Regions from separate parts of the Homo sapiens genome. Here all the other regions are linked to region 6. The links are chromatin loops, found by intact Hi-C in ENCODE. Cell type or tissue: MCF 10A. All regions are shown on one strand. Each heading gives the region's core, and the rest is flanking DNA. Links, peaks and the distances in the headings are about the cores only. Region 1 has its middle 120 kb from the start of TNFRSF21. Region 2 overlaps TNFRSF21 (TNF receptor superfamily member 21). Region 3 has its middle 55 kb from the start of ADGRF5-AS1. Region 4 has its middle 55 kb from the start of ADGRF1. Region 5 has its middle 130 kb from the start of ADGRF1. Region 6 holds the start of TNFRSF21 (TNF receptor superfamily member 21). Region 7 has its middle 51 kb from the start of ADGRF1.

Region 1 (4,586 bases), core at 297-4,296, 120 kb before region 6:
GCTCTGCCTGGATAATTAGGAGATGCCAAAATGACTTATTTCTTTCCCTGTTACACACACATGTATACTCATATATTTACACACACACAAAGGCAATGCTGTTCAAAGGAAGCAGCAATTAATTTCTGGTTGGGAAACTAAGCACCCAGGACCAGAGGAAAGGGAGAATAGGAAGGTAAAATACTGTCAGGAAGGGCGGAGTGAAGAGCTACAACAGTATCTCAGGATGCTGGGGAAGGTAGGCTTAGACCCAGAGACAAAGAAGTGACATCTTAGAAAGCCAGACACAAACATTAGCCCGAGATGAGGACATACTGTTGGTTTGGGGAACAGGAAGAAAAATCAAACAAGTTAAGGACTCTCTCCAAAGGAGGTCTGGGATCCGTCTTGAATTTGTATGCTCCAAACTCTGTATAGTTAGGTCATTTATGTAATTCTTACTGCCTGTAGCAGAGTAGTTGCTGCTCTGATCTGAATGTATTTCATAATTTCCAAAAGTAATAGCTAACAGCTATGAAGCACTTTCTGTAAGCCAGACATTGTGCTAAGCCCTTTATATGCATAAAGAGAATAACTCTATGGAATAAGTACACTCTTCTTCCTATTTTACAAATGAGAATGCTTTGAAAGGTAGTTAACTTGCTAAGCCTCACAAACTTAGTCTTGTGGTAGGAATATGACACATCCAGGTCCATCTGATTCCAACACTGAGGCTCTCAGAACTGTGCTGTGTGCCCATACCTACTGGTATGAAAATCCCTTTATTAATTAACAAGGATTTGCCCAGCAAGTGCTTTGAGGAAGAAACATCAGGGCTGCAAGATGAATGAGACAAGGTTCCTACTGTCACATAATGTTCAGTACCACAAAGGAGCCAGATAAATGCTCACCATTTATTAAAAAGAGTCACGTATGAAGAGTTGCCAGACACAAAACACAAGGTGCTCGGTTAAATTTCAATTTCACATAAGTGACAAATTTGCTTAAGTATTTCCTATGCGATATTTGGGCCATACTTAAACAAATGTATTTGTTTGACAAGAAGTTGAAATTTGACTGGGTGTCCTTATTTTATCTGGTGTATTTTACCTGGTATTTTATCTGGTGACTCTATCATGTAATTGGTTTTATGACAGAGATTTAAAGTAGAAACGCAGAAGTGAGAGCCCTGGAAACAAAATCAAGGTATGAGAAATGGCAAACAGGTATGAGAAACGGCAAACAGATGGGATGCCAAGCTAACTCAGAAGAAAAGGAGATTGTACCTAGTTGTGTAGTTAGGAAGGGCTACAAGGTAGTATTTGAGCTTGACCTTAAATGTGAATAGGGTTTGTTCGTATGTGAAAGGGCAGAGATGACGTTCCAGGCCAAGAGAACAATGTGAGCAAGCGTGTGGAGGTGGGGAAAGCAAAGTTATAACTCAATAATGAATTGAGATTGTTTAGAACCTGAGTTTTTCTGAGTCCAGAGTCCATAACTATTACATCTCATGAGTTAGAGAAGAATGAGGTCTTCAGAAGGTAAACACCAGCAATAGCAGTTGATTGGAAACAGATTGTGCAGGGACTAGAATACCAGGCTGAAGCCTATAGGCTTAGTTAAAAATAACTCAGTATGAGGGAACACATAACATTTCGAGATCATTTTATGTCCAAGTCATAGCTAACAGAGAGACTCCAGCAGCCTTTGGAAGTGAGAATGAAGAGAGCAGCCAGAACCCCAAAGCAGGTCAGTTAGCCAGATGCTGCCCCCACCACCCCTGGGCCCACATCTGCGAGGATGTCCCACAGTGTAGCTTGGTGTAGTGGAACCAAGAAGGCCTATGGCATTTTATTGGCCAAAGATGCATTTGGCTTCAGCTAGATGTCTGTATCCAAGGAACAATATCCACCTTATACTTGTTTTTACTAAAAAAAAAAAAAAAAAGAAAGAAAGAAAAAAGAAAGAAAAAAAGAAAAAAAAAGTGCAAAGTGCATCTCCCTTGTAAGTCAGAGAAAAAAAAGGAAAACCCTTTAACAAACTTACTCATGATTGTGCTGACCCTTAAAAATGCTTTCCTGATGAGTAATTGGGTAGAGAGAATAGTCATTCTAGCCTTATCTTGGTTGCAAAAATGTGTCCTTTCACCCAGTTGTTTTACCTGCAGAGGGTGGAGTGTGAGCAGACTTTGGAGTAAGGGCGGGAGGGGTTGGGGCAGGTAAAGTGGACAAACATGTGTTGTCTGCTTGTTACCAGTGACTCATTTGAGAGCACCTGGTTTCTTGGGGCTACACTTTCATGTAGTTTCTCATCCTGAAGAGCAACTTGCCACATAGGCATTCACCCAGTTACTCATCCAGCTGAAGCTCTGGAGACAGGCAAAGAATTAACCAATTAATAACCATACCCAAGATCTCAATATTGAAGAGCTTTGTGAATTATGTGCATTGGGGGCAGGAGAGTCCTTTAGGAAAATCAGCTCCTCACAGGCAATATGTTGACTGAAACCTTTCCCAGCCAGAAAAAGAACAGCAGTGGCCACCAACATAACCAAAAGCAGCTGTTATTTGCAAAGATATGCCGAATGTTCAAAGGTACGTATTATCCAGTGTCCGCTTAGGCCAAGAACTACAAGATCAACAAAATTGATAGACCGCTAGCAAGACTAATAAAGAAGAAAAGAGAGAAGAATCAAATAGATGCAATAAAAAATCATAAAGGGGATATCACCACCGATCCCACAGATATACAAACTACCATCAGAGAATACTACAAAAACCTCTACGCAAATAAACGGGAAAATCTAGAAGAAATGGATAGATTCCTGGACACATACACCCTCCCAAGACTAAACCAGGAAGAAGTTGAATCTCTGAATAGACCAATAACAGGCTCTGAAATTGTGGCAATAATCAATAGCATACCAACCAAAAAGAGTCCAGGACCAGATGGATTCACAGCAGAATTCTACCAGAGGTACAAGGAGGAGCTGGTACCATTCCTTCTGAAACTATTCCAATCAATAGAAAAAGAGGGAAACCTCCCTAACTCATTTTATGAGGCCAGTATCGTCCAGATACCAAAGCCTGGCAGAGACACAACAAAAAAAGAGAATTTTAGACCAATCTCCTTGACCAACATTGATGCAAAAATCCTCAGTAAAATACTGGCAAACCGAATCCAGCAGCACATCAAAAAGTTTATCCACCAAAATCAAGTGGGCTTCATCCCTGGGATGCAAGGCTGGTTCAAAATACACAAATCAATAAATGTAATCCAGCATATAAACAGAACCAAAGACAAAAACCACATGATTATCTCAATAGATGCAGAAAAGGCCTTTGACAAAATTCAACAATGCTTCATGCTAAAAACTCTCAATAAATTAGGTATTAATGGGACGTATCTCAAAATAATAAGAACTATCTATGACAAACCCACAGCCAATATCATACTGAATGGGCAAAAACTGGAAGCATTCCCTTTGAAAACTGGCACAAGACAGGGATGCCCTCTCTCACCACTCCTATTCAACATAGTGTTGGAAGTTCTGGCCAGGGCAATTAGACAGGAGAAGGAAATAAAAGGTATTCAATAAGGAAAAGAGGAAGTCAAATTGTCCCTGTTTGCAGATGACATGATTGTATATCTAGAAAACCCCATTGTCTCAGCCCAAAATCTCCTTAAGCTGATAAGCAACCTTAGCAAAATCTCAGGATACAAAATCAATGCACAAAAATCACAAGCATTCTTATACACCAGTAACAGACAAACAGAGAGCCAAATCATGAGTGAACTCCCATTCACAATTGCTTCAAAGAGAATAAAATACCTAGGAATCCAACTTACGAGGGACGTGAAGGACCTCTTCAAGGAGAACTACAAACCACTGCTCAGTGAAATAAAAGAGGATGCAAACAAATGGAAGAACATTCCATGCTCATGGGTAGGAAGAATCAATATCTTGAAAATGGCCCTACTGCCCAAGATAATTTATGGATTCAATGCCATCCCCATCAAGCTACCAATGACTTTCTTCACAGAATTGGAAAAAATTACTTTAAAGTTCATATGGAACCAAAAAAGAGCCCACATCGCCAAGTCAATCCTAAGCCAAAAGAACAAAGCTGGAGGCATCATGCTACCTGACTTCAAACTATACTACAAGGCTACAGTAACCAAAACAGCATGGTACTGGTACCAAAACAGAGATATAGATCAATGGAACACAACAGAGCCCTCAGAAATAATGCCGCATATCTACAACTATCTGATCTTTGACAAACCTGACAAAAACAAGAAATGAGGAAAGGATTCCCTATTTAATAAATGGTGCTGGGAAAACTGGCTAGCCATATGTAGGAAGCTGAAACTGGATCCCTTCCTTACACCTTATACAAAAATTAATTCAAGATGGATTAAAGACTTACATGTTAGACCTAAAACCATAAAAATCCTACAAGAAAACCTAGGCAATACCATTCAGGACATAGGCATGGGCAAGGACTTCACGTCTAAAACACCAAAAGCAATAGCAACAAAAGCCAAAATTGACAAATGAGATCTAATTAAACTAAAGAGCTTCTGTACAGCAAAAGAAACTACCA
Region 2 (4,586 bases), core at 279-4,278, 68 kb before region 6:
GCCCAAAAATAATTCTCCACTTCTAATATCAAACTGAAAAATCACTTCCCTGTTGACTGACCTTTCCTGAGATGACACACTGGTGGAGGTTGCAGTATTCCCCTAGCCCCGGGGATGGCAGAGCCATGGATGGTAAAGGAAAATCCTTCCAAATTTTATTCATGACAAGGGTGGTAGATAAATGAAATAAGATTTCGAGGCAGCAAGATCTGGCAGCATTCTTGGGTAGACTCTGAGAGCAGGAATAGGCGAGAACTCCAGCCTCAACTGCCATCTGTGTGGCATGTACTTCATGTTCCCCATAGTCAGCTCCTAAAAATCAAAGTCATGAAAATCCTGGAAAAAGCATTGCAAGAAAAGAGAGAAGACATAACACTAACTAGCTGTGTGGCACTAGGAAAACCACTTCCCTCATCAGACCTGTGGTCTCACTTCTAACCTAAATAGGTTAGACCAGGTCACTTCTGTGTTCCTTTCATTCAAATTATGTCTTATTTATTGCTTGTCTTACTGTTGCTATTTCATTCTCCTCATGCCCTAATCCCCCACTCCAATTCTCTTTCCCCTTCCAAGTTACCCCCACCTGAACTACCTGCTCAACGAAAGTTTACCACAAAGTTATTTTCAATTACTACCCAATTACAATCTCCCTGTGGTTGCACAATCTGTTTTCATAAAACTAATTAATGACTTTGATGCATCAGCGACCCCCTGAAATGAAGCATTAATTGCCCAGCCTGGATGCTCTTTGCCAGCCTGCTAAAATGGTTCCATTTAACCCCTTGGCTCCTGACACTACCCAGTTCAATACCACCAGGCCCCTTTTCCCTAATATAACTAGATATGCCTGATAGTCCCCAGCAGAAAGCTCCTTACAGTAAAGTCGCTGTTTTGATTTAATTTTCCCTCCAGACCTCATTCAACACTTAGAAAGAAGGAAGAGTTCTATGTTACATTTGTGAAAATCTCTCACTTTAATAATGGTTTTTAAAAGCCCATTTGCTAAATCTAACTGAAACTTACTGCTTTTCCATATGAGGTAACAAAAAGAGACCTGAAGAAATAAGCCATTGCCAATACTGTGCTAGGTGATTCAGCAGAAAATATCTGTGATTCGTTTGCTGCTAAGGAAGTTGTATCAGCCCCATTTTACAGATGAGGAAACTGAGGCTCTAAGAGGTAATAACTTGCCCCAAGCCATAGAACCAGGATTCAAGACCAGGTCTGTCTAGTTTCAAAGTTACCCTCTTTGCTGCCATGTCACTTCCCTGTCTGGACCCCACAGCATTTAGAGAAAATTGACAAACCCTGTAAACTGATTACAAGCGATCACATGACCACAGGGCATTGCCCGAGCCCCTCCGCTAGAGTGAAGTGGGTAGAGGTTGAGATCTGCAAGTACCTGGGACTCAATGGCAGACTTACACTCCAGCTGGATGACTGCGCTAAGATAAATATGAGAGATTCTGTGAATACCAGATACCTCAACTGTAGCCAATAACTTTGTTTTCTATTGAAAATATTTCAGATCCCAACAGACAAGTGGCTGGTTAAAAAAACAAACAAACAAATTCAATTTCTACTAAAGGTTTATCTCAAAGGAATTCTAGTCGCGAATAAATATAAAATTACAACTATTTAAGAATTATGATATTATCTCAAGCCTGTTTCCCCTGCTCTCCCAGCTGCCCACATAATCAAAATCAAATTAGATTTCAAGACCTTCTATAGGCCTATACAGGCATATAAGATGGGCTCTGGGAGGAAAAAAAGGCATATTTTCTTTGCCAGAAAAGTATTTCTTGATATCTGAATCTATGTGGTCTTTAGAGAAGAGGAATTCAGATAATAAGAAATGCTTTCTTATTCAAATCTATGTGGTTCCAGGATTTCAGATATAAATAAGGGTTCATATAATGAGGTTACCAGCCTCATCACAAAACAATTTATCTGAATCTATTCAATTCCTAAGTTCGGACACTGTAAAATACTTGTATATAATGATTTCTCCCTTAAAAAATAAAAACAAATACATCACCCTAAAAAAAAAGTTTCAGATGATGAGAGACAATGATTTTAAAATTATTCTTCTGAGTGTGAATTCTTGTTCAATTCAATCCAGAGTAAGGGGTCTTGGCAAGCAGAACCCAAATGTACCCAATTTTTTTTTTGCAAACAAAAATCTTAAGAGGCAAATGGAAAAATGCTGATTTCTAAATGCTTGAAAGAAGGATTATCAGTTATAAGAAATTTAGAGAAAGTCTTCGAAATGGGAATATGGACTGGAAACGTATACATACATAGATAAAGCAAATATGCCAAAATGTGAATAACAATTGAATCTAGATGGTAGATTTATTATTTGTTGTAATGTGCTTCCAAATTTTCTTTGCTTCGTAAGTCTTCTCTTAAAACATTATTTTAAAAAATTAAAGAGAAGGGCCAAGAGTCAAGTAACTTTAAGAGAAAAATTCCCCAAACTTTTCCTGGGCTTCTAATTGTTGAGTTAAAACCTCTTGTTTTCTTTCCTTCTTTCTTCTTCTCCTGCACAGCCCAGACTTTAGTACATGAAGCAAGGAGGTGCTTCCATTGCATAAGTAGGGAACAGCACCAACACTTAAATCTAAATTGTCAATTGCCAAGTGGACAGCGAGGGCCATCTGCTGTCTAGAGCTCCCTGGGATCACTGGATGTCATGGGATGGAAGAAAGAACAGGAGCACAACACCAAGATGTTCTGCTCAGCTTCCTTGGGAACCCCCAAGCCAGACCACAGAGATGGCATAGGTGAGTGAACCTTAAGCTGGGAGCCAATGCAGAGCCTGCAGAACAAACTCACCCACCATCAGGGGAATCTCAGGATTAACCTGGCCAAAAAAATGCCAAAACCACTGGGGAATTATTTTAAAAAACACTCCCACTCACCCCAGATCTGTTCAAGCACAGAATAATGAAAAGGTTTTGTTTCAACTGCAACCTTACTTAAGGCCTATGAAGTTAGACTAGGTTAGCTGGTCACGGTGGGTTTCTCGCTTAAATACCCCAAACTCAAATCAAGGTAGTTGGCTATAATTTTCTGTATATACCTCGTCTTAGAATTCTCATCATTTCTAAGAGTTAATTTCAAAATTGAGCCCCAAAGTCTATAAATCCACCCCCATTTAAGTCAAAGTGTCAATAGCCAATCCTTGCCCTAAGCAAGAGAGCTGTGCCTTTCCTGTATGTACAGGAGAAAAGCCACAACAAATAGTGCTGCACAAAGCTGCCAAAGCTGGTAAGAACCAGCTGGCTCCGGAGGGAGGGAAAAGGGGGGGCAGCCCCGCCCCGCTACCGGCACGGGTGTCTGCAGGCTGTCCAGGCTGCTGACATCAACGGTAGTGGTGTTGCAGCCCTGAGCTGACTCACTGATTAGCTTTCTCAAAAAGAGGAAGTGAGGACAGTGAATAAGTGGGTTCTCTTGGTTCAGAGCTGGAGCCCACTCACGTTTGAAAATATTGCCAAGACTTTTAAGAGCTCAGCACCATCGGAACATGAGGAGATCATGCTCCATTGGAAATTCCTTAGGTTTCCCTAAACTTCTATTGGAAAATCTTTCCCACAAAAAAGCCTTTCGATAATTCTATCCATGAGAAAAAGTTTCGCAAACCTTTTTAAAGCTTGCCATAAGACACTGTGGAGGATGGAAAGTAATTTCGTAGGAAACTCAAGACCTTGAAGTAAGAAGGCTTAAGTTCATCTTTATGACTCGGGCTTTTTGAACTCATCAAATCTGATTAAATTAGCATTGCATAATAAGTCCATTAATTAGATTCATGCCATTAGAATTACAATGCATATGGTCTACAAGTCTAAGTTAACCTTTGACCTTAACCTCTGACTTCCAAGTCTCGGCAACTCAGTTTCCCTCCGTGGTGGTAACTACTGTTACCAAGTCACAATATACTCTTCCAGAGATAGAGACAGTCTATACTTATACCAATAAATAAGTATATATGTTCTCCACCCCCCTTATTTTTTAAAACAATTTTTAACATCTATGTATATACTGTGTGTGTGTGTATATATATGTATATATTTTTGCAATATGGTGGCACAATGTACATACTGTTGTTTTTTTGGTTTTGTTTTTTTCGTGTCTCCCAGGCTGGAGTGCAGTGGTGCAATCTCGGCTCACTGCAGCCTCCATATCCTGTATTCAATTGATTTTCGTGCCTTAGCCTCCTGACTAGCTGGGATTACAGGCATGCACCACCAGGCCCAGATGATTTTTGTAGTTTTAGTAGAGATGGGGTTTCACCATGTTGGCCAGGCTGTTCTCAAACTCCTAACTTCAAGTGATCTGCCCACCTTGGCCTCCCAAAGTGCTGAGATTATAGGTGTGAGCCACTGTGCCCCATCCTACATACTATTCTTCACCTGGCCTTTTTTCGTTTAACCCTTCTTGAGGTTAGCACATGAAGAGCTGACTCACTTCTTCTGACAAGTGCATGCTGTTCCATTGTACAGATGTTCAATAACTTAGATAACCAGTCCTCTAGTGAAGGGCATTTGTAGATCTCCTCACTCTTTTGCTATTACACATGACAC
Region 3 (4,586 bases), core at 227-4,226, 460 kb before region 6:
TTATCTCCTTTCAAGTAGTGTAAATTGAGGCAGAAAGAGTTATTTTACCAAAAGTCAAACTAATAAGTGGTGGACCTCCAATTGAAAAGCACACAGTTTGGCTCTAGAACCAATGCTCTTAACCACCGTACCACATTTACCAAACTGGCTGTCAATCAATGCTGAAGAACAGCCCAATACACCTGTCCATGCAAAATGAAGCAAAGAGTGCAAAGCATTCAAGTAGCAAATCAGCTGCTGTTTCAGTCTGCATATCATAAGGAAAATCATGACTTAGCTAAATGTATTAGGACAAATGTCCCAATTCTCCACTTGATATGTTTAAACATAGCCTCAGAATCACTCTTCATTTCTGGGAAGCCATATTTTCTTCCTACATGTCTAAATGCCATCCAACACTCTGAGAATTCTTGATAGATCCGAGATGAAAATAAAAACAACAACACTGGTGATTGAGACCTTACAAGAAGCTCACTTGAATGAAGACTCAAGCTGGGGGGTTGAGATAGCTAAGTTGAGAACTACTTTCAATAAAGCAGCACAGCAGGAATTCTTTGATGTTTCATCAGAGACTTAAAAAGGAAGCAGGCACACTCTGAAGTTTGCCCAGAACATTGGTCTTTATGTCCTGGGCTGCCCCAAGGTAGAATTATAAAGTGAGATGAAGCTGGGAGATGCCTTAACTCCTCCACCCTCTCTGTCACCATTGTTCTCCCCTCTCATTTTGTGCATTTGAAACTTTTCCTGCTATGGAAGCCTACTTTTAAGCAAGTAACTGGCATCAGGTTGCATAGAGAAGCAACATAAGGAGGTGGATACATGCCCATGTTCTAGGTCAGACACTGCACTTAGATCCTGGTTCTACTGGTCCTCAGCTGTGTGACTGTGGACAAGTTATTTACCTCTCTGTGCTTAGTTTTTTCGTCTAAAAATGCAAAGAAAAAGAATATTTAGTTACTTTTGGTTTGCTGTAGAGTTTAAATGAAATTATACACATAAAAATCTTAGAACAGGACCAGGTACACAGCAAGGGCTCAAAAACTGTTGGTTAACATAGTTATATAGTTACCAGCCATTTTCATTCGAGGGTAAATTTAAGTTACTGTGTTTCACCCAGAAGTATATTTGCATACCTTTTCTCTCCTTGAGATTAACCTGAGATTAACCTTCTTAACCTTATCTGTCCTTGAGATTTCTGTTTTTGTAAAAGGAATGTCCAACATGAGGGAGAAGGTGTGAGAGCTATTCCGAGGGGATAGGAGCAACAGGCCAAGGTGCGTGACATCCCCCCAAACTGGGAAGCTGTCTGCCTTATTACTTAAGGCCATTTCAGCTTGTCCCTCTACTCCAAGGACCTGGGTCTTCTCGGATCACACGTTAGCAATGTGTGCTCAGAGGCTAGGGTAGGAACTTGTCATCCAGCCTCAGCTGCTGGCTGGTCTGTCAGATTGCCCTGGGATAGCTGCAGATTCATCTGCAGATTCATCATGGATTGAAAATGAAAATCCAGGCCAGCAGTGGCTTTGAATGGATGAATTAGGAAAGGGAATAGGGCCACCTATGTTAATCCTTTTGCAGCTGCCTTGATAGAAAAAGTATTAGGTTCCCATGAAACATGGAAGGCACCCATTTTTCTTCCTCAAACGACCTTCCAGCAACCTATCTGGAATGGGTGAACCAGATCATTTCTGGGGCTTTCAGTTTTGTTGTTAGTGCCATAAATGAGATTCAGTCAGTGAGGGGGGACAGAGAAAGGAAGGAGCTATCCCAGCGAGTATGCCTCAGAAATGTATGCCTGCCTGTGGATGTGCAATGCACACTTGTAAACCGAACAGTCTCTGAGACAGGTCTCAATCAACTTAGAAGTTTATTTTGCCAAGGTTAAGAACACGACTGGAAGAAAGGAACACAGAATCACAGAGACAGTCTGTGGTCCGTTTTTCTGCAAAGATATTTTGAGGGCTTCAGTATTTAAAGGGGAAAAGTGGAGGCGAAGAGGGAGGGTATGGTCACAATGCATAATCCATGCATTGCAGGAGAAAAGGAGCAGGTAGGGGAATAGTCAGTGATGTATTCATCTCAGTAAATCGGCACTTTACATAAAAGGTGAACCTAGCGTAGCTATCTGTGGAGATATCTGGCCTTTCATCTGTTAGCTATTCGCTTAGCAACAGAAGGAAAAGGCTGTTTCTTGCATGACTTAGCTTCCATCTTAATTTTTTCCTTTTTGCATAGTGAATTGGGGGCCTGAAATTTCCTTTGCCTTTCACACACTGAAACTACATGACTGGGATTTCCCTCCCTCCACAGTCCTACGTTGCTTTCTGACTACCCTTTCCCCTGCAAGGATCATAATATAAAAGTGTTAGGAGGCGGGAGTGAAAGAGATTTTTTTCATTCCTGGTTTCTGTTATCCACTATGCCTTGACCTTCGCTCTGTCCATATGATCAAATTACTTCCTGAACCTAGACCGTTGGGCGCGTCATCCGCGGGACTGACTGCCTCCCGCCGGCTTCCTGAGGCCGGACCGCAGCGGGGACGCCTCCTCTCAGGCCCAGCAGGGGGCGCGCGAGCCTCAGGAGACGCCAGCGGTGGTTGCGGAGCTGCGGTGCTGGAGGCCAGCTGTCACTCCAACCCAGCTGGAGATTCCTGTCGGGAATGCTTGGCATAGGACAACTGTGAGGGAGCCCCTGGGGCATGGGAAAACCCTCACAGTTCCAGAAAAAAACAGAAAACGGGTGCACAGTTTTTCTCGGTTAATCAAAGTCAAATTCCTCTTCCCACAACTGCTGGGGTGCCGGCTGGCTGGCAGGATGGAAGACCCAGGATGGTAAAAATCAAAATCCGAAAAAGGCAGGGCCCAAAGTCATTCCTAGGTTTTGCGGTTTAATGTCATCGGAAGTGGGCCGTGACAGCAATCTGCCCACCACTTGCCCAGTCAGGTCCTCTTGCCTTTCATGCTGAGAATAAAGCCATTTTTTTCCCCCCAGGCTTCTGGGTTTGTTGTGTTTGGGCTTCAATAGTCACCGGCATCCTTCACTTGGCTCTGCATGAGAGAATAAAAACCCTGCAGTGGGAACAGGCTCATGTATCTCCTAACCATGCCCCATGTGTGCAGAGGGACCTGTCATGGACACTGGTGGCCTTTCAACTTCATTTCAAAGTTTACAGGTAAAAGGGGAAAAATGGGTGTGTATAAAATCATTTAAGAATAGACAGGACGGCTGTGTCTGAATCGTAGGACACCACGACCAAGGCCCCCACGCCCACCGCTAACACATAGAGATGATATTTGGAGATAAGAACTGGTCTGGCACAGAGCGGGCTTCGGGAGTTGGCCCATCTCCCCTCTTTTCTTCTTCTGTCCACTCCACATTCACTAACAGTGGGAAACTTGGTTTCCGTCTAGAATGTGCTAGAGGATAAATAGAGCCCTCACATCCTTTATATTCATCTATAGGACATGAGGGCTCTATTTTCAGCTGTCAATGAAAATTTTGAGTCATCCTCACACAAATGTTGGAACAGGCATCTGTTTATTTGCTAGACATTTGGTTCTGAAAACTTTACTTCAAGGACCCTTGTTTAAACCTTCTATAACATGCTGGATCTTTGCACACGGCTTGGGAGTGTGGATGAGGTGAGGGAAACCATCAGCCCTGACAGCCAGTTGAGTTCAGCGGCGAGCTGCCGGCCTCCCCCATGCCTGGAAGATAGAAAGGATCGTTCGCTGTTTGGAGAGTGGAGGGGCATTCTGGGTGACATGCAGAAGCCTGAGCAGCAGCAGCACCACATTGCAAGAAGGCAGACAATTACTACAAAGACAGCTCACGGGATCTCATTAGATATTTCCTTGTTATGGAATGGAAAGGAAGCATAGCTGCGTGCTGGCATACATGATGTGATTTTAAATCCCAAGTCATAATTTTAGAAACCAACAGAACCTAATATTAAAGCTAAACTACCGTCCTCTTGAAATGATGAGACACCATTCCCGTTGCCCTTTTAAAAACACAATCAAAAGGTATGTTCCCTGTAAGTTCCACCTTCATTTTGAACACTTGAAGAATCAGGCTTTTACTGGCCTGGGTCACTGGGTTTTCTCTTTGGGATGAGGACTTATTTGACTTCACCATCACATGGCACAAAATAAATGCATTCCGCCTACCTGGCATTTCTAGGACCACCTATTTCTTTTTGTCTTCAAATGATTGTGACTTCCTGCTTCATTCACCTCAATAACTCACCCACACCTCCTTTCTATATTTGCTAATTGCTGTAATCTTTCTCATCTCCATGTAACTTTTTTTTTTTTTTCTGAAGCATTCCAACATGGGTCTCTTTGAAATTTTCTGTACAAACCACAAAAGGCCGTGACTTCCCACAGTCTTTCTTAATTTCTGGCCTTAGCAACCTACATCCTGAAAACCCCACAGACATTTATTTAACCATTTCCCCATGCAAACAATAAGAAATGGGGGAGGAGGATGGCAGACATCTGGCTTACTCAGGAGATGATGTGTTAGTCTGGACCTAGAATATTCCCAGAGAATATTCCTGTAATCTGTATTAACTGCTCATTTGT
Region 4 (4,586 bases), core at 218-4,217, 210 kb before region 6:
CCAGCACTTTGGATGGCAGAGGTGGATGGACCACTTGAGGTCAGGAGTTTGAGACTAGCCTGGCCAACATGGCAAAATGCCATCTCTACTAAAAATACAAAAATTAGCTGGGCATGGTGGCACATGCCTGTAATCCCAGCTACTCGGGAGGCTGAGGTAAGGGAATCCCTTGAATCCTGGAGGCAGAGGTTGCAGGGAGCTGAATCATGGCACTGCACTCCAGCCTGGGTGACAGATCAAGACTTCATCTCAGAAAAAAAAAAAAAAAAAGAAGGCATTGCGGCTTCTATCTTGGCCTCTTGAGTTGCTCAGTCTTGGGGAAATGGGCCACCCTACCATGAGGACACTCCAGCAGCTCCACAGAGAGGCTCCCTGGGACTTCTCACCTATGGCCAGGCATGTAAGGAAGCAGCTTTGGAAGTGGATCTTCATTCTTAATCAAGCCTTCCTGTTTCTGGAGCTCTGGCCAGCATCTAACCACAACCCAAAGGAAGACCTTCAGTTCCCAGCCAGAGAAGTCACTCCTGCATCCCTGAACTAGTATTGTGAGAGATAATAAATAATTCTTGTGTTAAGCCACTATGTTGAGCATCATTTGTTATACAGCAAGAGATAATTAATACAAAACTTATTCTAAGGTGCCAAGATTGAATGGAAGAGACTACAGTCTCCTGAACCCAATGAGTTTGAATCTCTTCAGTCTGAGTAACAGATTCCGATGAATGCTGCACAATTTTGCCCAATACCACACCAGTAATTCTTAGAAAATCTTTTCCTATAATTGACATTGAATTTTGGGGTACTCATCAAGTCCTAATTTTTGTCTTTAAGAAACTTGGGATCATTCTAAGGAACAAGCCTGCCAAGCACTGCCTCTGAGCATGATCTTACAGATGTACTGAGTTTCACATTGTTCTTAAATTCTATAGATGATACACCAGCTTTATGTTTAGCCATGCTTAGTATCTGAGAAGGGTTGAAGGCTGCTGGAAGGATGTACATTAGCTCCCTGGCATTTCTGGCTTGCTATGTGCATGGCCACAAAGGGTTTCTCTCTCCACAAAAAGCCAGAAAACAAATGGACACAGACGCTGACAGTTGCAAACTAAACCAACAAGCTCAGAAACGGTAAGACTTGAGGGGATACCGGGGGGTGCACCAACATCTGTTTCAGTTACCACATCCAGGCCTCAGGCACAGGAAGAGGGCAAAGATCTAGTCATCAACATTGTGGCTACAGCACGGTGACTGAGACTTAGGAACAAAATCAAAGCCCAGTTTTCCAAACAGATGATGAATTCAAGCCAGATTAGCAGCAAAGTGTTCCTAGACTTGATGGTTTTTCTGAGCTTCCTAAATTACTTTTGCTTGGAAGAAAAAGAAGAAGGCTTAGAGTCTGGGAATCCTCCTGCTTCTGTCCGCCCTGACCACAGGCACAAGATCCCCCAGGCACACCCTGGTGGATTGTGCTGCCACTTCATTTCCTTGCTGCTGACTCTGACCTCAGCTCTTAATATGGAATGTCCTATAGAAGCTACTCGGGAGGCTGAGGCAGGAGAATCTCTTGACCTAGGAGGCGGAGGTTGCAGTGAGCCGTGATCATGCCACTGCATTTCAGGCTGGGTGACAGAGCGAGGCTCCTTTTCAAAAATAAAAGAAGAAATGACAGGTTGGTTGTTTAGAAATAAACCCAACCAAAGGCTCAAAGAGGACCAGAGGATAGAATTCCCCTTCTTAAGGAAATTAGTGAAGTTAAAGTTGAACCCAGCACAAAGTAGGTGGTAAAAAAATGTTAGGCCATTTTCTCCCAGCCCCTGCCGCCACTGACTTGGGGCTGCAGGGCAGAAACAGAGCCACAGAGCCATTCTGCATCTGCTCTCTAAGCTCTCCTGTAACTTTTATCTTAATAAAGAAAACACAGACAGTCAATTTGAGTCCTCCAGTGTGTATTTGTACTGCCTTTCCATTGGGAAATTCTCCCCACTGTTGAAGGGTTGTTGCTGAGGCCCCGTTGGACTGAGACAGTTAAACAGGATGGAACATGCAGGAAGGACGGCGGGGAACAAATCAGCATCATGAGGATGAATTCGAGGAACCAACTGGTTTCTTCATCACTTGCCCAGTGGTTCCATGACATTTCACACTCAAGGTCACATAAGGAAAAATATTTCCTCCAAAGTCCCCTAGACTTTGTCTTTAATGTACTTTGAGGCAAGCACTTACATGAGAAGGAACAGGAGCAGAAAACTCTTTGTCCTTTTATTCTCATGCTTTTGGCTTCTCTGACTTCAACCTGCAGAGGGCACTGATCCTCAAAGAACCGGAAGACCTAGGCCTGGCATTGCAGAAGGCCAGCTGTTCACCCTGCAGGGAGGGGAAATCCTGAGCAGTTCTCTGCGAATAATTTATATGATGGAATTTAACCAGAGACCTTATGAGCATTTATAAATGGAGTCTTTTCCCCCATATATTATAAGGAAGCTCCCAAACCATGGCTCATGCTGTTCATTCCTTCCCTTTAGAGATGTTTTCCCCACCATCCTATCATTAGCACTATGCCTCTAATAGACTTTCTCTGGAAACTAACCCAATATTTCCTGGTTACGTTCAGTATCTGAGTAACATCAGAAAGCTGAGAGAAATCTGGGACCCAGGAGCCAGTCCAGAGATTTTCAAGGTCATCGGGAGGTGATGCTACATGTTACCAAACACGGACATGAGTTTACAGACTAAAAACCTGATTTGACATCCCACCTCTGTTTCTTATGACCTTGGGCAAGTTATACAACCACACTGCAAGCTTACCTGTAAATGGAAATTATAATTAATCTTGTAATATTGTGGCATGTCATCATTTCATTTGGGTATGTAAAAAGGTAGCATTGTACCTAGCACAAAATAAGTGCTTTGTAAAGCTAGTTCTTTTTTTTGCCATCCTTCTCTCTATCTTTAATGATACTATACAGGATGGCATGATTTCTAGGCGAAACTTTCTAAAGAAGTTTCACCACTTTCTTGAATTCAATATTTGCCCCCCTAAAAAATAAATTTTTTTCATTTGTCTGGCATTCCCTCAAACAACAAGGAAGAGTAAAGGCCACTTCAGAGTCAGAAAGTTAGCTAACCAAGAAGCCCTAGGGCTCTCTTCACTCTTGTAACTCTGATTCCTACAGAATTGCGGGGAGTGGGTAGAGTCTCCAGGCCAGATCAGTCTATGGGGGATGAGTGTGGAAACTAAACTTAGCAGGAAACTCTCCTATAATGTGAGATCCCCCAACCCCATGCCTACTTCAAGTGCCTAATGTATTTCAAGGATGATACAAAGAGCCAAGCTTCATAATGAATCAAGAAAGTTCAGAAACAAATCTCAAGTAAATGTGCCCTCTTCGTATCCCGAGATGCTCCCCAATGAGTCACTGAGCTAATCTCATGGAGCAGGTCCAGTTCTAAATCTTGAGATTGCTAGATCCTTGCCCTCAATTATCTTTCTGTCTAACAAGGGAGACAAGGAATAAACAAGCAATTACAACATAGTGAAATAAGCACGGTGCATTTTGAGCCAAGTGTCAGATGTCTAGGACTAAAATTGTAAGAGATGGGGATCTGGGCTATGTTGAAGACGGCTTACATCCTTCATCACTTGCCGTATTTGGATGCCAAGATGACTTGTGGTGTTGCAATTCCCTGCCTGTCTTATCATGCAACTTCTGTGCCGCAACTTATTTGTAGTAAGCAAGGGCTAGAAATTAAGCTTAGGATAACACAGGGATAGATGTAACCAGAACCTGAATCATAGAATAATGTGAAGAAAAAATAGTTTAATCTTTTTTTCAATGTGGCTTTAGAATTTCTGAGGCTGCCGTACTAAATCGGAGGTATTTTTAAAACCTGGCATTTATCAATCATCCCAGTTTGCCTGGAACTGTCCCAGTTCTAGCACTGAAATGTTCATGTCCTGGGAAATTGCTCAGTCCAGAACAAATAGAACAGTTGGTCATCCTAGCTCTGTTCTGGGCATAGAAGCACCAGCAGAGCACAGAGAAAATGTACCATCCTAGTGCTAAGGCCTGAATCAAGAATGTCTAAAATCATAAACACTCGATCTACAAGGCCCACGTTGCTTTCTGAGTATGAATGGGAAGATATGTAATATTTAACAAATACATTGGTAAGTCATGAATGAATACGAAACTACAAGAGTACAAGAAATTGTGTTTTTTTGTTCTTGACAAAATTGCCTGGAACATAGGCTCCCAAGTTTCCAAGAGTGAGTGGAATTTACGTTTTCCTTGGTAGGCTTAACAAGAGAGCAAAAAGGCTAATAGCATAGGCATTGAGAGAAGACAGATCTAGCTTCAAATCATGGCTTTATTGCTTACATGCTGTGTGACCCAAGGTAAATTTCTCAATCTTTCTTTACATTAATTTGCTTTTCTTTAAAATAATAACACCTACTTTGAAATGTTGTTCTACAAATTCAAATAAAATTATCACAATGTATGGAATATAATGAGTACTCAAGAAATATTAACTACTATCAAAAAACAAAAGCAAAAACAAAACCTGGCATTTTGTTGTCCCTGGGG
Region 5 (4,586 bases), core at 327-4,326, 140 kb before region 6:
CATGTCTGCAAATGACCATGAAAGCCACCTATACTGATTTTGGGGTTACAAAATCTGTCATATGAGGACCTAATGCCTAGAGTCATTGATGCCATGTTGTGTTTAAGAGGAGGCAATGAAGAAAATTGCAAAGATGCCAAGCTTGTATTCCGATATCAATGAGTTGTTTCATGTAATTTGGTACCAACTAGCTCCAGGCTTCATGTTAGATGAGATAATTAAATGTTCATTTATGGCTAAAGCAACTGCTGGTTGTGGTTTCTGTGACTTGCAACCCAAAGATATTCCTAATCAATGCCATTGGCTGACATCATCATGTTATTAGTAGAGTTGGGCTTGAATGTAAATCTATTTGGCTCCAAAGTCCCTCTTTCTTTTTTCCTTAATTTTTTATTATTTGAGAAAGGGTCTCACTCTGTTGCCCAGGCTGGAGTGCAGTGGCACAATCTTGGCTTACTGCAAATTCCATCCCCTGTCTCAAGAAACCCTCCCATCTCACCTTCCTGAGTAGCTGGGACTACAGGTACCCTTTTTTTTTTTTTAAGTAGAAACAAAATTTCACCATGTTTTCTAGGTTGGACTCAAACTCCTGAGCTCAAGCAATCCGCCCGCCTAGCTTCTCAAAGTGCTGAGATTATAGGCATGAGCCACCCCACTCAGCCACCCCAAAGTCCCTCTTTCTATTATATTGTGCTACCTTCCTTCCTCTTTAAACAGTCAGTGATCAATTCCCTTAAAATACTTTTAAGTTTTTTAAGGGGAGAGTCCAGGTCCTGTGTAATACCACCTTGTTTCTATAAGACCATTAAGATCATTTTTAATTTTTCTCTGGTCTTCCGGACTACTAAGCATATTACCTTATTTAGTACCATTATCAAATTTAGTTAATGCCATTTTTACTTTTCTCCACTTATTCATAATGATAGAGAACAGAATTGTCTCCAAGTCAACCTCAAAGAAATACCATTTGAGTTTGAACTTCCCTTCTCCCCATCCTTGCACCCCCAGCATGCCTCCCTCTGAGCTGTCTGTGCATCTGGCTAGCCCTAATACTAGTGATTCTTGCCACCCACTCTGCTGCAGCTGGCAAGGACCAGAGGGCCTGGATGCTCTCTTTTTGCTTCACGAACCTCTAAAGAGTACTCAGGCTGGAAACTGCTCCATCTATTCTACTAGTTGGCTTAATTTTACCAATCACCTAAAAAATCACATAGCAAGTTAAGAAGTTTTGCTGCTTATACAACCTGAATTCCTACAGTAAAAAGAATAAGGCTAGTACTAACTGCAGTAAGCTTTTAATATCCCATACAATATATCATCCTTCCTTAGGAAAGACTTGACTGCTAAGCAACATGATTATGATGTTATCACTTTCAGAAAAATTGGGGTAGAGAAGGCCCTCCAAAATGGTGTTTCATTCCAAATCAATAGGTTTCTTGATCCCAAACCACAGAAATGGACCTTGATAAACTTAAGCAAAAAAAGAAGTTCAGTAATAAGTCCTGGATAGCTCACAGAATAAAATATAGTATTGAACACTCAGAAGGATGGGAAGGGAACAGCTTTGGGAATCTTGGTAACTGGGACTAATCCATAGGCCCTGCTGGTCACTACCATTGGAATGACACAAAGCCACAAAGATCATTCATTCTAAGCAGATCACATGGAATAGGGAAAGAAGAGTTTCCCCAAGAAAAGTGGGACTCTTTTCAAAAGATAGAGGGAGGAATACTCAGTGCACTAGTGTGCGTGAGTGTGCACGTATGTGTGTTGTGAATGAAGAGAGGAAAAATCCATTGACTGAAACTCTTTATGTTGCAGGCCAAAAGGAATCACAGGAGCAGAATTTGCATCTAAATGAAGGCAACAAGGAGACCATAGAAAGGTGTTACTTCCCAGACTTTACCAGCTACTAGCTGTCATGAAACATCTAAAAAACTGTTTTGAAAGTTAGGAAGTTTTGTCATTTGGAGAGTGCTAGATGTCCTGGAGAATGGGAGATGAGGTTACATAAAACTGAAATGTGCCTAGAATACTGACTACAATCAGCTTGAAATTTCCCCAAGGAAGCCCATGAGCTGTAAGCGTCTACAGATCTGGTACTGACATGCACAATTTGGCCATGCCCAGCCTGGCAGGCATCAGGGCAGCCTCAGAACCTACTCCCTAGTACCCTCTGATGACTACCTCCAGCAAAATGCACTTGACTCACCGTCTTCTGCACTGGGGAGCTCAAATTATCTCTGTGGGGGAGGTGGAGGCCTTGCCAGACTATCCACATTGCTTAACTTCTTAGTCAGTGCTGGAGAGGTTTTATGTTACAAAGGGTAATGAAACTTAGCCTGAGGGCCCAGAATGGTACTACAGTGTACATTTTGTCATTGGGTAGCTTCTTTAGCTTTGTATAATCAGAATTTTCCCCTTTCCTTTATGTAACTGTTTAAAGCAGAAATCAGAGTCCCTGGCTCCTAAGTTAATGGCAAGGAGGGGAAATGGAGGCAGTGAGGAACACTACCTGTGGCAGTAGTCATTGTCGTCACTTCCTGCCCCTGTCACCAACATTTCTGCAAGTGGCACAACCATCTGTCCATTCAAGACTGGCTATATCATTTGTACAAACCAGCGCAACATGAAAATGTGGCACTTCTTATTCAAAACTTATCATGAATTTCAAGACTGCAACAGCAGAGCGTAAAACCAACTGTGGACCACCCTGAGTTCAAGACCTAAGTAAATGCTTAGGTTGCATTCCCATGAAGCCAGCCCTGTGGCCATTACTCCCAGCCCACTCTTAAATTTCCAGCATTTAAACTATTTATGGAGCCTAAGAGTTATTCTTTTCTCTCTTCCCGATCTCTCCCAGGGCTGTGTCTATTCACAAGTTTCATATGGAGGTATCAAAGTAAAGAGAATGTAGTAGAGAGAAGAAAATACTTCTGTTAGTCAGGGTTCTCCAGAGAAACAGAACCAACAGGATGTACATGTATAAAGAGTTATACTATAAGTCATTGGTTCATATGGGTATGGAGACTGAGAACTCCCACAATCTACAGTCAACAAGTTGTAAACCCAGGAGAGCCAATGGTATTATTTTGGCTCAAGTCTAAAGGCTTGAGAACCAAGAGAGCTAGTGGTACAAATTCCAGTCCAAGTCCTAGTCCAATAACTGTGTCTAGACTGAAGGCAAGAGAAGATCAATGTCCCAGCTCAAAGACAGGCAAGGAGAGCAAAGTCTTCCTTACTCCATCTTTTTGTTCTATTCAAGCCTCCAATGGGTGGGATGAGGTCCACCCATCCTGGGGAAGGCAATCTGCTTCCCTCAGTCTACTGATTCAAATGTTACCCTCATCCAGAAACACCCTCACAGACACACATCCAGAATAACATTTAATTAAGTACCTGGGCATCCCCTTACCCAGTCACGTTGATACATAATACTAACCATCAGAATGCTTTTCTCTCTTTCCTCTGCCCATCACTAGAATTCCCATGGTCGTTTTATTCCCTCCAATAGAAGATGAAAACTAGGCCTGGCTTTCAAGATAACAAAGAAGCCTAGGAATAAAATCTGCCTATGCACACTTGCCTCCAGCCTGTCCTCCTTACTCGGAAGTTGGCAGGTTGATTCATGGTCTATACTCCACTAGAAACTTCCTTCTATTCTGTGCTGGGCATCAACCCCTCATGATTCAGAGTTGTGTTTTCTTGGCTTCCCTGAGCCTAACTACTTGGTACAGCTAATCCAGCAGAAAATCTCAGTAGACCATTCTACACTTCTTCACACCCATTGCGTAACTATTTCCATAGAAACTTCCTGATAACAAAACTAAACTATTTTTTCTTTTTTTGGTCATTTCATCCATTTGTGATACTGGGGCTAGAGCTAACAAGTCAAACAGGAGGAGCCATGATAGGTCACTGGAGACATTTGGGAGCACACAGGGAGTCAGGACTTGCCTGTACTTGCTAGAGGGGTAGGGTTGCTTCCACTAAGATATCTTGGCTGCATCTGCTTGGTGGGGAGGAAAGAGTTTGGTTTTGGAGTAACCCCTGCCTAAATCATTGCTAACTCACTCTGTGGCTTTGGACACTTTCCTTAGTACTTCTATCTGGGCCTCAGTTTCATCATCTGCAAAATAGGGAGGCTGGTATCTATGCTCTGAAATTGCTTTGAAGATCATAGATAAATGTGTGAAACACCTGGCATGTAATAGAGCCTAAGGAAATAGTTACAGTCCATCTCCTTGTTCTACAACTAGATCTTGCTGATTCATTCTAAAGAACAGGAGAGAAATGAGATGAGCACATACCCTCAGGGAGGCATTGAACAGACCAGATGTGTCTTCCACCTTCAAAAGAGAATGCATGGGCTTAGTTAGCCTCTTGCTTTCTTTTCCCCAAATTACTTCCTCCTGGTTTCCTGCAGCTCATACCACTCTGGGCAATCACTGAACCTTACTGACAGTGTGCTCTCGTCCCTCACTCCTTCCAGGGCAAACATGTCAACACTTTGTGCTCAGAAACAGAGTTTGGGGGCGCTACTGACATGGCCAAATTTCACAAAGAAGCACTTGGCTTTGGTTCAC
Region 6 (4,586 bases), core at 165-4,164:
GAATGGACTCTGTGAGGCATATAATAATCAGATGTGTTAGAAGCACCTGAAACATAGTAGTGGATAGTAGTGGATCTAAAGCTGTGAAAAAGGAAATGATGATAGTTCTCACTCCACTGAACTAGGATCAGTGTTCCCATGGACCTAGATGTGTTTCTCTCCACACCAAGACTGTCAATCCAGGTTCATTGTCCCAAGAGACTCCCCGACTACTGCTTACCATCCACCACACTTGTTTCACTTGTTTCAAAGATATAAACCTTGGCCATGCCATTAATAAGTGGGCAGAAAAGAGTTTCTGAAGGGAGACTGGGACTTGCCTCATTATAAATGCTAACAGTAACAAACTTTTATTTAGTCTCTCTCTTCCTCTTAAAACACACACACAAGGAACCAGAGTGTCTGTAGGATGAATTCCCAGGCCATAGCAACTGCAATGTCCTGAGATCTAAGCAGTTCTTGGCTGGCCAGGCGTTAAGCCCTTTTGGGGAAGGAGACAGCAAGCCTGCTTTTCCCTTACACAGCCCTGTCGTGAAAACAAGCTCTTGTTTCTTGGGGGTTTTTTTGTTCGGTTTTTAGCTAAGAATTTCCATCCCTCCTGCAGTGATAAAAGATAGGCAAGGGAAGCTCAAGGGTTTGATCTCAAATTTTCTTCCACCTAACTTGCCCCTTCACCCCAATATTTGGAAATAAAGGGAGGGAATTTGGGGGAAGTTGAGGGTAAGTTTTTGGTCAAGATGATTGACCCGAGATGTGGATGCAGCTTAGACGATGAGGGAGACTGCACCACCCTGCAGGGTCACCTGCCTAGCCACAGGTAAACGAGGGATCGGAAAGACTGTAGAAAATTCATCTTCCTTCACACACATCTCCTTCCCCCTCCCCCCATTCCAGTGCCGGCGCGCTGGCTGGCTGGAAGCCGGCGCTTTGGAGGCGCCGGAGAGTGGGTCTAAGGGTGATATTTCGGCATACAGAACCTGAGACCCCACCCGAGCCAAGAGGGAAGAGAGAGGGTAAAGGGATTGAGGAGGGGGCGGCTTGCGCCCTGCTCGGGAATGCACCGCGCGACAGCACCCGGAGGTCTCCGGTGTCCGGCGCGCACCGGTACCACTGTCTTCCACTGCGGTAGCATCCCGACATGACATTGCAGCTGCAACAAAGCGCCGGCCTCGGCCGGCCGTGGGAGCCCCACACCGCGGCGAGGCCCCACACCACGCAGAGGGGCAGTGGCCGATGGGTGGGGGGCTGTGGCTGCGGGCGTGGGGAGCGCGAGGTAGGCCGAGTAGGGGGAAAAGCCCTCAAATGCGCAGAAGCTGGGCGGCTACCTCTAGCGTCTCCTCCAGCAAAGCCAGACTGCAAGGAAAACAATTCGTCTTCATTCCCCAGCCCCGGCTGAGCCCTGAGATTCCCCCAAATAACCTAGTCGAGGCCCTCTGGTGTGTTGCCTTCCCTTGGAAACCCCTCAGTGCCCGTAACCCAGTCGGCCGGGCCCCGCGCCTCCCTAAGCCCCGGCCCGGTGACCCGCCCGGCTCCCGGAGAGCGGTTCCTTCTGCTCCGGCGCCGCCGCCACCCCCGGTCCACGCAAGCGCTCACCAGGAGAAGGGAGCCCGCGATCATCGTGGCTGTGGCTCGGCGGGCGATGCGGCTGCAGGAGGCGAGGGCGGTGCTGCTGCTCGGAGAGGTCCCCATGGCTGAACCGGGGACTCGCAGGGGCGCCCGGGGCGCGCGGGGCAGCTGGAATCGGCGGCTGCTTCTGCCCAGCGCCGCATCCACCGCCGCCTCCCGGGCCGGGAGCCCATCTACCTCCAACACCCCATGTGCACTGCTGCGGCCGGGCAGAGGAGGGAGGCGGCAAGGGAGGCTCTAGGGGCGCTCAGCACCTGCCCAGCGGCGCGGCCGCCCAGGCGGGGAGAAGCCGCCGCGACTGCAGCCCGCGTCTCCGGGTGCTCTCCTCCGACAGCGGCTGAGGAGAACCAGGGAGGAGGACTGGGCGCGAGAGAGCAAAGGAACGACTTCCCATAGCGAAGCTTCCAGCCACTGCCAACCACCCTCCTCCGCTGCCCAGACTGGTCGGCGAGGGACTGAGTCGGTGGCCACCGGGCGCAGGGACACACGTGGTGGCGCCGAAGGGGCGGGGGACCGGCCCTTTGTGATGTCACCCGGGAGGAGGCCGGGCTCTTTGTGCGGTTGGAAAGGCGAAGGCGTTCCAGGTAGAGCGGGGAGGGAGAGGGTGCCCCTTGGCGTTCGCTGAGGAAATTGCACGCGCCTGTTGACCCAGGGAAAGCGCTGAGAAAGCATCTCACTCCTGATCTAACTTTACTTATTTTTTCCGAGATAATTCCAACTAAATTATTTCAGCTACATACGCCTTTCCATTGTTTCGGACACGATGATTAAATCAGAGAGCGATGGTGAATAGACCACAGAGCACTTAGATCAACTGCGTGACGAAAAAGGAGACCTGTGTGTTGCTTCTCAAACTTTGCTGCCCTGTGGAATCACCTGGAGAGTTCAAAACATATATATTGATTCTTGGGTCCCACCTCTAGAGACTCTGATTTAATTGGAACAGGACAGGATCTGGTCTGGGCATTGAGGTTTGTTGTTGTTGTTGTTTGTTTGTTTTTTAAGTTTTCAGGGTGATTTTAATATGGGGCAAAGATTTTAATTTTTTATATTTTAATTTTAATATGGGCTTATGAATGCAATTAAGGAAATCCAAACTAAAAGGATTTAAAACCCAGAGTCATTGGTGTTGGGTCCATGGATGGTCTTGGAGGGACTTTTGAACTCCTTGAAATGTATCAAAAGATGCATTTTCCTAATTTAAAAATCAAGAGTTTTGAATCGGATTATCCCTGAGATTTTTTTTAATCACCCTTCCCCCAAAAAATAATGCTAAAAATTTTTGAGTTGATTTCCAAAGGCCTTGTCAGGATGTGGGTGGTAGAATAGGTAGTATTCTGCTTCAGAAGGAGAACTGGAATATTCTCGTGGATGTTGGTATCTCACACACTTCTGAATGTAAGAGAGCAGCTGTTATCCTTTTCTTTGTTTCACCTGGGGGAAGGCCGAGTCTCCTGACTGTGGCCACCATTTCTGGTATCGTGTTATCCATCATCTAGGTACTGACAGCACATGGCACACTGTATTGATATTACCTCTTCAGCCATCCAGTCCACACCCCTCAATTGGGAGCCCTATGGTGCTGGGCTTATCCTAGGCTCCTTTGGTCCCATTTCAAAAGAATCACACTTTTTAAACTATCAGTTTCAAGATCCAACACCCAGTGCTAATAAAGGTAACTTGCTAAGTCATAGGTACCAATTATTTGCTTTATTAGTTAACATGTTGTCCTTTGATTCTTTGCTCTATGCACACTTTGGTAGAAGCTAAAATTAATATGAGGGTTAATTCCAATCTATTATTTCAAACATTTGTCAGTATTGTCTATAAATGTTAGAGTGGGAAAAAAGCTACAATATATAACCTCTAGTGAAATTCAAAGGAGTTCTAGAAAATATTACCATTAATTATGGAGTTTTGGGGAAAGGATGATGGTTGGACTTGCCACTCTCTAGCTATTTTCAGAAGTTGAAAGAGTGAGGGATAGATGCTGTGTTTTCATGCATAACTGTATCAATTTTTTCTTCAAAAATTCAAATGACTGGCCAATACTATTATAAGGTTGGGTTGTTTTTTTTTAAGAAGTTACATAGGTATTAAAGAGGAGGAGGAGCTTCAAATACGTTTTTATTTAGTCCATTTTACTCCTTGCATCCAAACTCACATTTTTCGTGGTAATATATGATTGATTTGCTCTAAAGAGTTGGGCAACTTTAGAGTTTAGTGTCTGGGTTACTATGCAGGTATAAGAAGTTCTTCTCAACTATTTGTCTTCCTAAAACTAAAAGAAAATTGTTTATTTGTGCTTGGACCACTTTGAAACTTCATGAATTCCTGGTGTTCCATTGATCATATCAAGTTGAAATTTAATATACATTTTGAGAGATGAAAAAATTTACTCAATTCTGTTTACTACTAACATTTAAATACATGTCCCTCTATAGAGTGATAGATTATAGATAATTTGAATCTAGATGCAGTGTGAAATTTTATTACTTTGAATTGAAATGTATACATGCCTTCCATTTTGAAGTAACAATGCTGCAACCATTAAATAATTCATTGCCACATTTTCAATGTGGTAACTTAGACATGTCTGTTTTCTGGGAAAGGATAAAAATTCAATGATACATAAGGAAGTTTCTCCCAAAGTTCCAAGGAAAGAGGAGATATGTGTTGATAAATCATAATTATAGCTAAATTTTAAAGGAAGGCCTAAATGAGTTAATCCAATGTCATCTTTGCCATAAAAATTACTCTATCTCCACCCTCCATCCTACCTTTGGACTTTCTCTCTTTCTGCCAATGTTGTACAATTTTTCTAGTTTTCCAACCTCAAAAATCATTGCTAATTCTTTCCTCGTCCTTAGTACATTCCAATTAATGCTTTCCTAACCTTTCATTTTTTTCTATTTTATCTTTCTTGTTAAAAATCTGATATATACATCTGGATACTGAAG
Region 7 (4,586 bases), core at 302-4,301, 320 kb before region 6:
TAACAGGTCCCTGGGGCTCTGCTCTGGAGTTTCTAATTCAGAAGGTCTGGGGAGAAGTCCAAGAATTGGCATTTCCAATAAGTTCTAGGTGACACTGATGCTGCCCGCTGGGGATACTCCTGAGAACCATTCTCTGGTCTAAGAGAAAGCAGGCTATGAGAAATTCATATTGTTGCAGACTTTCATATGTAAACAATTATCAGCATAGATGATAGAAGTGATTCCACGAATGTGACTTTTTTATTTCACCCTTTTTAAATTAGTTGTTGGGGAAGGGGTGGCTGCATAACATTTCCCACAATGTGGTGAAGTAGAAGACAGATAGGGCTGGCTCTCCTGCCCAGACTACCTCAGGAAGAGAGAGTCACATTATCACCAGTGCCAGGCAAAGCTTTCATGCTGTGAAGAATTATCCTTGGCAGTGCCCAGCAGCATGTTGTCATGGAATTCAAAGCTGCCTTGCCCATCCGTGTTCAGGGATATGGCTGAGATCTAAGAACTAGGAAACCTTATCCACAAATCCAATGTGTCCCTTGGCAGCACATCACACTGAGGAACTCCTTTGCTCTGGTTTCGAACATCAGGTCAGAATTCCAAAGGGGCGTTGCCTCCCATTTGGTTGGCATAATGTAGCTGTTGGCAATGTTTTATCTACAATTTCTACCCAGCAAGATAAAGTCTTGCCAAACCCATTTGGGCTGCTATTCTTCAGTGATAAATTTCTCTTCTCCCAGCGTGATACTCATGAAGAGACCCAGAATTATAGAAAGTCAGAGATAGAAGAGACCTTTAAGCTTATCAGATGAATGTGGATCTGTGGTTTTACAGATGGGAAACTGAAATACAAGGAGACAACAGGAAGAAGCTAGACCCCAAGTCTCCCAAAGACTCCCTGTCCCACAGAAAAATCTCCCCATTCCCCCACAGGAGCCAATCAAGGAAATACAACTGGGCACATTTGGTTAAGATCAAGCCAGGTGAAATGTGGACCCCCTATGGGAGAATTCATGGTAATCAGTGAACTAGGGGGACTCTTCCCCATCACCTCTTTTAGTTCTTTTCTCCAGTCTCACCCCTCCTCCACTTTGCCCAGGTTAGCAGGAGACTCTCAGATAAAGGATATGGAAAAATTACCTCATGGCGTGGTGTTAAGAATGTTATTCTGTTAAAAGACAGCCCCAGTGTACAATTTCTCTCCAAAAGGGATACACATCTATGGATAAAATATAATCTGTTGCTGCTTCCTGAGGTGAGGTCAGTGGGGAGGCTTTCCGAACAAGGGAGGGGAGCTTGCTAAGGTGAGCCCACGCCACAGTGGTGAAGGCTGAGGAGTTAACTGCAAAGCAGCCCTGAGCGTTCCAGGCCAATCCCTGGGGACCTCGCAAATCTCTGTACTGCATTCAAGTCACTGTTTTATGTTTGTTTGTTTTATTTTGTTCCCTCCACCCTAAGACCTTGGGTACAAAGTGGAATCTGTAAACAGTTTTATGTAATTCATCCACGGAAGTGGGGCTCTAGGCTGACAAACCTATATAAAATTTTCCAGACTATTCCTTCCCAAAGTAAGAAATGAATCCAAAAAGCACAGAATATTTCTAATCTATTTTTCAAACCACATATTTGAATTAACTCTGTTTTGCCCAAGGTATCCAAGGTATAACCCATTGATACGACTCAAATAATAATAATAATAAACAAAAACACTGTTTTTCTAGCAGATAAAAATTCCGTGACACCCATGGCTACTTCCCGCTTTGCTTAAAGCAGTCTTCAGTGTTTACCAGCACACTTGGGCATAAATCCAGGAAACAGAGGCATTGTTTGCCATCAGGAAACAGAGCTATTACAGTTACAGATCCCTAATCTCCTTTATTATACAAACCAAAGCAGCAACAATGCAGATTGCCCTTAATTAGAGTGGTGAGATTAAAACGCCTTTTGCACCCTCAAATTCAAGAGTGAATTTCAGGTGTATTTAAGGTTTAAGGAAGTTGTCCAGGATTTATTTCTTGGTCTGGACTGCCCCCTGAAGTTTGATAAGGGTAAGTACAGTATAGGCCTACTGCCTTCTTATAAAATGCAGATTGTCTTTCCACAGAAGAACCACTTGAGGTTGTCGCAAGATGGCTAGGTATTGACAGAATGTATCTCAAAATAATAAGAGCTATTTATGACAAACCCACAGCCAATATCATACTGAATGGGCAAAAACTGGAAGCATTCCCTTTGAAAACCGGCACAAGACAAGGATGCCCTCTCTCACCCCTCCTATTCAACGTAGTATTGGAAATTCTGGCCAGGGCAATCAGGCAAGAGAAAAAAGTAAAATGTATTCAATTAGGAAAAGAGGAAGTCAAATTGTCCCTGTTTGCAGATGACATGATTGTATATTTAGAAAACCCCATCGTCTCAGCCAAAAATCTCCTTAAGCTGATAAGCAACTTCAGCAAAATCTCAGGATACAAAATCAATGTGCAAAAATCACAAGCATTCCTATACACCATTAACAGAAAACAGAGAGCCAAATCACGAGTGAACTCCCATTCACAATTGCTGCAAAGAGAATAAAATACCTAGGAATCCAACTTACAAGGGACGTGAAGGACCTCTTCAAGGAGAACTACAAACCACTGCTCAATGAAATAAAAGAGGACACAAACAACTGGAAGAGCATTCCATGCTAATGGATAGGAAGAATGAATATCGTGAAAATGGCCATACTGCCCAAGGTAATTTATAGATTCAATGCCATCCCCATCAAGCTACCAATGACTTTCTTCACAGAATTGGAAAAAACTTCTTTAAAGTTCATGTGGAACCAAAATGAGCCCACATTGCCGAGACAATCCTAAACAAAAAGAACAAAGCTGGAGGAATCATGCTACCTGACTTCAAACTGTACTACAAGGCTACAGTAACCAAAACAGCATGGTACTGGTACCAAAACAGATATATAGACCAATGGAACAGAACAGAGCCCTCAGAAATAACACCACACATCTACAACCATCTGATCTTTGACAAACCTGACAAAAACAAGCAATGGAGAAAGGATTCCCTATTTAATAAATGGTGCTGGGAAAACTGGCTAGCCATATGTGGAAAGTTGAAACTGGATCCCTTCCTTACACCTTATACAAAAATTAATTCAAGATGGATTAAAGACTTAAATGTTAGACCTAAAACCATAAAAACCCTAGAAGAAAACCTAGGCAATACCACTCAGGACATAGACATGGGCAAGGACTTCATGACTAAAACACCAAAAGCAATGGCAACAAAAGCCAAAATACACAAATGGGATCTAATTAAACTAAAGAGCTTCTGCACAGCAAAAGAAACTACCATCAGAGTGAACAGGCAGAATGGGAGAAAATTTTTGCAATCTACCCATCAGACAAAGGGCTAATATCCAGAATCTACAAATAACTCAAACAAATTTACAAGAAAAAACCAAACAACCTCATCCGTAAGTGGGCAAAGGATATGAACAGACACTTCTCAAAGGAAGACATTTATGCAGCCAACAGACACATGAAATCATCATCATTGGTCATCAGAGAAATGCAAATCAAAACCACAATGAGATACCATCTCACGCCAGTTAGAATGGCAATTATTAAAAAGTCAGGAAACAACAGATGCTGGAGAGGATGTGGAGAAATAGGAATGCTTTTATACTGTTGGTGGGAGTGTAAATTAGTTCAACCATTATGGAAGAGAGTGTGGCGATTCCTCAAGGATCTAGAACTAGAAATACCATTTGACCCAGCGATCCCATTACTGAGTATATACCCAAAGGTTTATAAATCATGCTACTATAAAGACACAAGCACGCTTATGTTTATTGCGGCACTATTCGCAATAGCAAAGACTTGGAATGAACCCAAATGTCTATCAATGATAGACTGGATTAAGACAATGTGGCACATATACACCATGGAATACTATGCAGCCACAAAAAAGGATGAATTCATGTCCTTTGCAGGGACGTGGATGAAGCTGGAAACCATCATTCTCAGCAAACTATCACAAGGACAGAAAACCAAACACTGCATGTTCTCACTCGTAGGTGGGAATTGAACAATGAGAACTGGGACATAGGGCGGGAACATCACACACTGGGGCCTGTCGGGGGGTGGGGGGTTGTGGGAGGGATAGCATTAGGAGAAATACCTAATGTGGATGAAGGGTTGATGGGTGAAGCAAACCAACATGGCACATGTATACATATGTAACAAACCTGCACGTCGTGCACATGTACCCTAGAACTTAAAGTATAATTTAAAAAAAAAGAACCACTTGGAAAGAAACAGAATGGGACTTTTACCAACATTTGCATTAGTCTGATAAACACTGAACTACAGAGTGACCCTCTGTCAGCCCCTTCATTTGTTCTGGAAGCGTAAGAGAAATGGAGAAAATTAATCTTTCTAAAATAATTCTTTACAGATCTGGAAGAGCTTATTCAATAGAGGGCTATGCAAAGTCTAAACATGAGTTCTAGGTGAAACTTCCTGACACTGGAATTTCTTACTCTGAGGTCCTATTATATCAGTACATCAATGATCTTCATGTTTCAAACT

What was found. A loop is a pair of places that touch in the nucleus more often than their neighbours do. Peaks named below come from ENCODE experiments on the same cell type or tissue, not always from the same donor. Only the 100,000 strongest peaks of a DNase experiment are listed, where the experiment ranks them.
Region 1: it touches region 6 in a loop (17-fold over the local background); 7 of 110 quality-filtered maps call a loop at or near these places.
Region 2: it touches region 6 in a loop (6-fold over the local background); 41 of 110 quality-filtered maps call a loop at or near these places.
Region 3: a loop joins it to region 6, with 12 times the contacts of the local background. A loop is called at or near these places in 54 of 110 quality-filtered maps.
Region 4: it touches region 6 in a loop (20-fold over the local background); 89 of 110 quality-filtered maps call a loop at or near these places.
Region 5: a loop joins it to region 6, with 15 times the contacts of the local background. A loop is called at or near these places in 5 of 110 quality-filtered maps.
Region 7: a loop joins it to region 6, with 6 times the contacts of the local background. A loop is called at or near these places in 7 of 110 quality-filtered maps.

The regions. Positions count from the first base shown.
Region 1 is chr6:47,186,592-47,191,177 of GRCh38, forward strand. No RefSeq gene overlaps it. Among named protein-coding and RNA genes, the nearest start is that of TNFRSF21, 120 kb to the right of the region's middle. In MCF 10A, for the core only: no CTCF peak of the experiment used is centred there; a DNase peak (open chromatin) is centred at 2,210.
Region 2 is chr6:47,239,321-47,243,906 of GRCh38, forward strand. The region is part of intron 4 of TNFRSF21 (TNF receptor superfamily member 21); the gene reads right to left. Among named protein-coding and RNA genes, the nearest start is that of TNFRSF21, 68 kb to the right of the region's middle. RefSeq lists enhancers at 3,141-3,270, 3,491-3,720. In MCF 10A, for the core only: a CTCF peak has its summit at 2,639 (motif pointing left); a DNase peak (open chromatin) is centred at 3,331.
Region 3 is chr6:46,846,561-46,851,146 of GRCh38, forward strand. No RefSeq gene overlaps it. Among named protein-coding and RNA genes, the nearest start is that of ADGRF5-AS1, 55 kb to the right of the region's middle. RefSeq lists an enhancer at 281-845. In MCF 10A, for the core only: a CTCF peak has its summit at 2,569 (motif pointing right); a DNase peak (open chromatin) is centred at 2,551.
Region 4 is chr6:47,095,234-47,099,819 of GRCh38, forward strand. No RefSeq gene overlaps it. Among named protein-coding and RNA genes, the nearest start is that of ADGRF1, 55 kb to the left of the region's middle. In MCF 10A, for the core only: a CTCF peak has its summit at 2,285 (motif pointing right); DNase peaks (open chromatin) are centred at 2,328 and 3,658.
Region 5 is chr6:47,166,162-47,170,747 of GRCh38, forward strand. No RefSeq gene overlaps it. Among named protein-coding and RNA genes, the nearest start is that of ADGRF1, 130 kb to the left of the region's middle. In MCF 10A, for the core only: no CTCF peak of the experiment used is centred there; DNase peaks (open chromatin) are centred at 2,250, 3,830 and 4,290.
Region 6 is chr6:47,307,823-47,312,408 of GRCh38, forward strand. It overlaps TNFRSF21 (TNF receptor superfamily member 21), which reads right to left and starts at 2,083. Exons shown (of 6, transcript NM_014452.5): 1 at 1,594-2,083. The coding sequence starts at 1,689. RefSeq lists enhancers at 1,034-1,756, 1,920-2,099, 2,051-2,345 and a silencer at 1,550-1,779. In MCF 10A, for the core only: a CTCF peak has its summit at 2,245; a DNase peak (open chromatin) is centred at 2,179.
Region 7 is chr6:46,989,087-46,993,672 of GRCh38, forward strand. No RefSeq gene overlaps it. Among named protein-coding and RNA genes, the nearest start is that of ADGRF1, 51 kb to the right of the region's middle. In MCF 10A, for the core only: a CTCF peak has its summit at 2,011; a DNase peak (open chromatin) is centred at 2,015.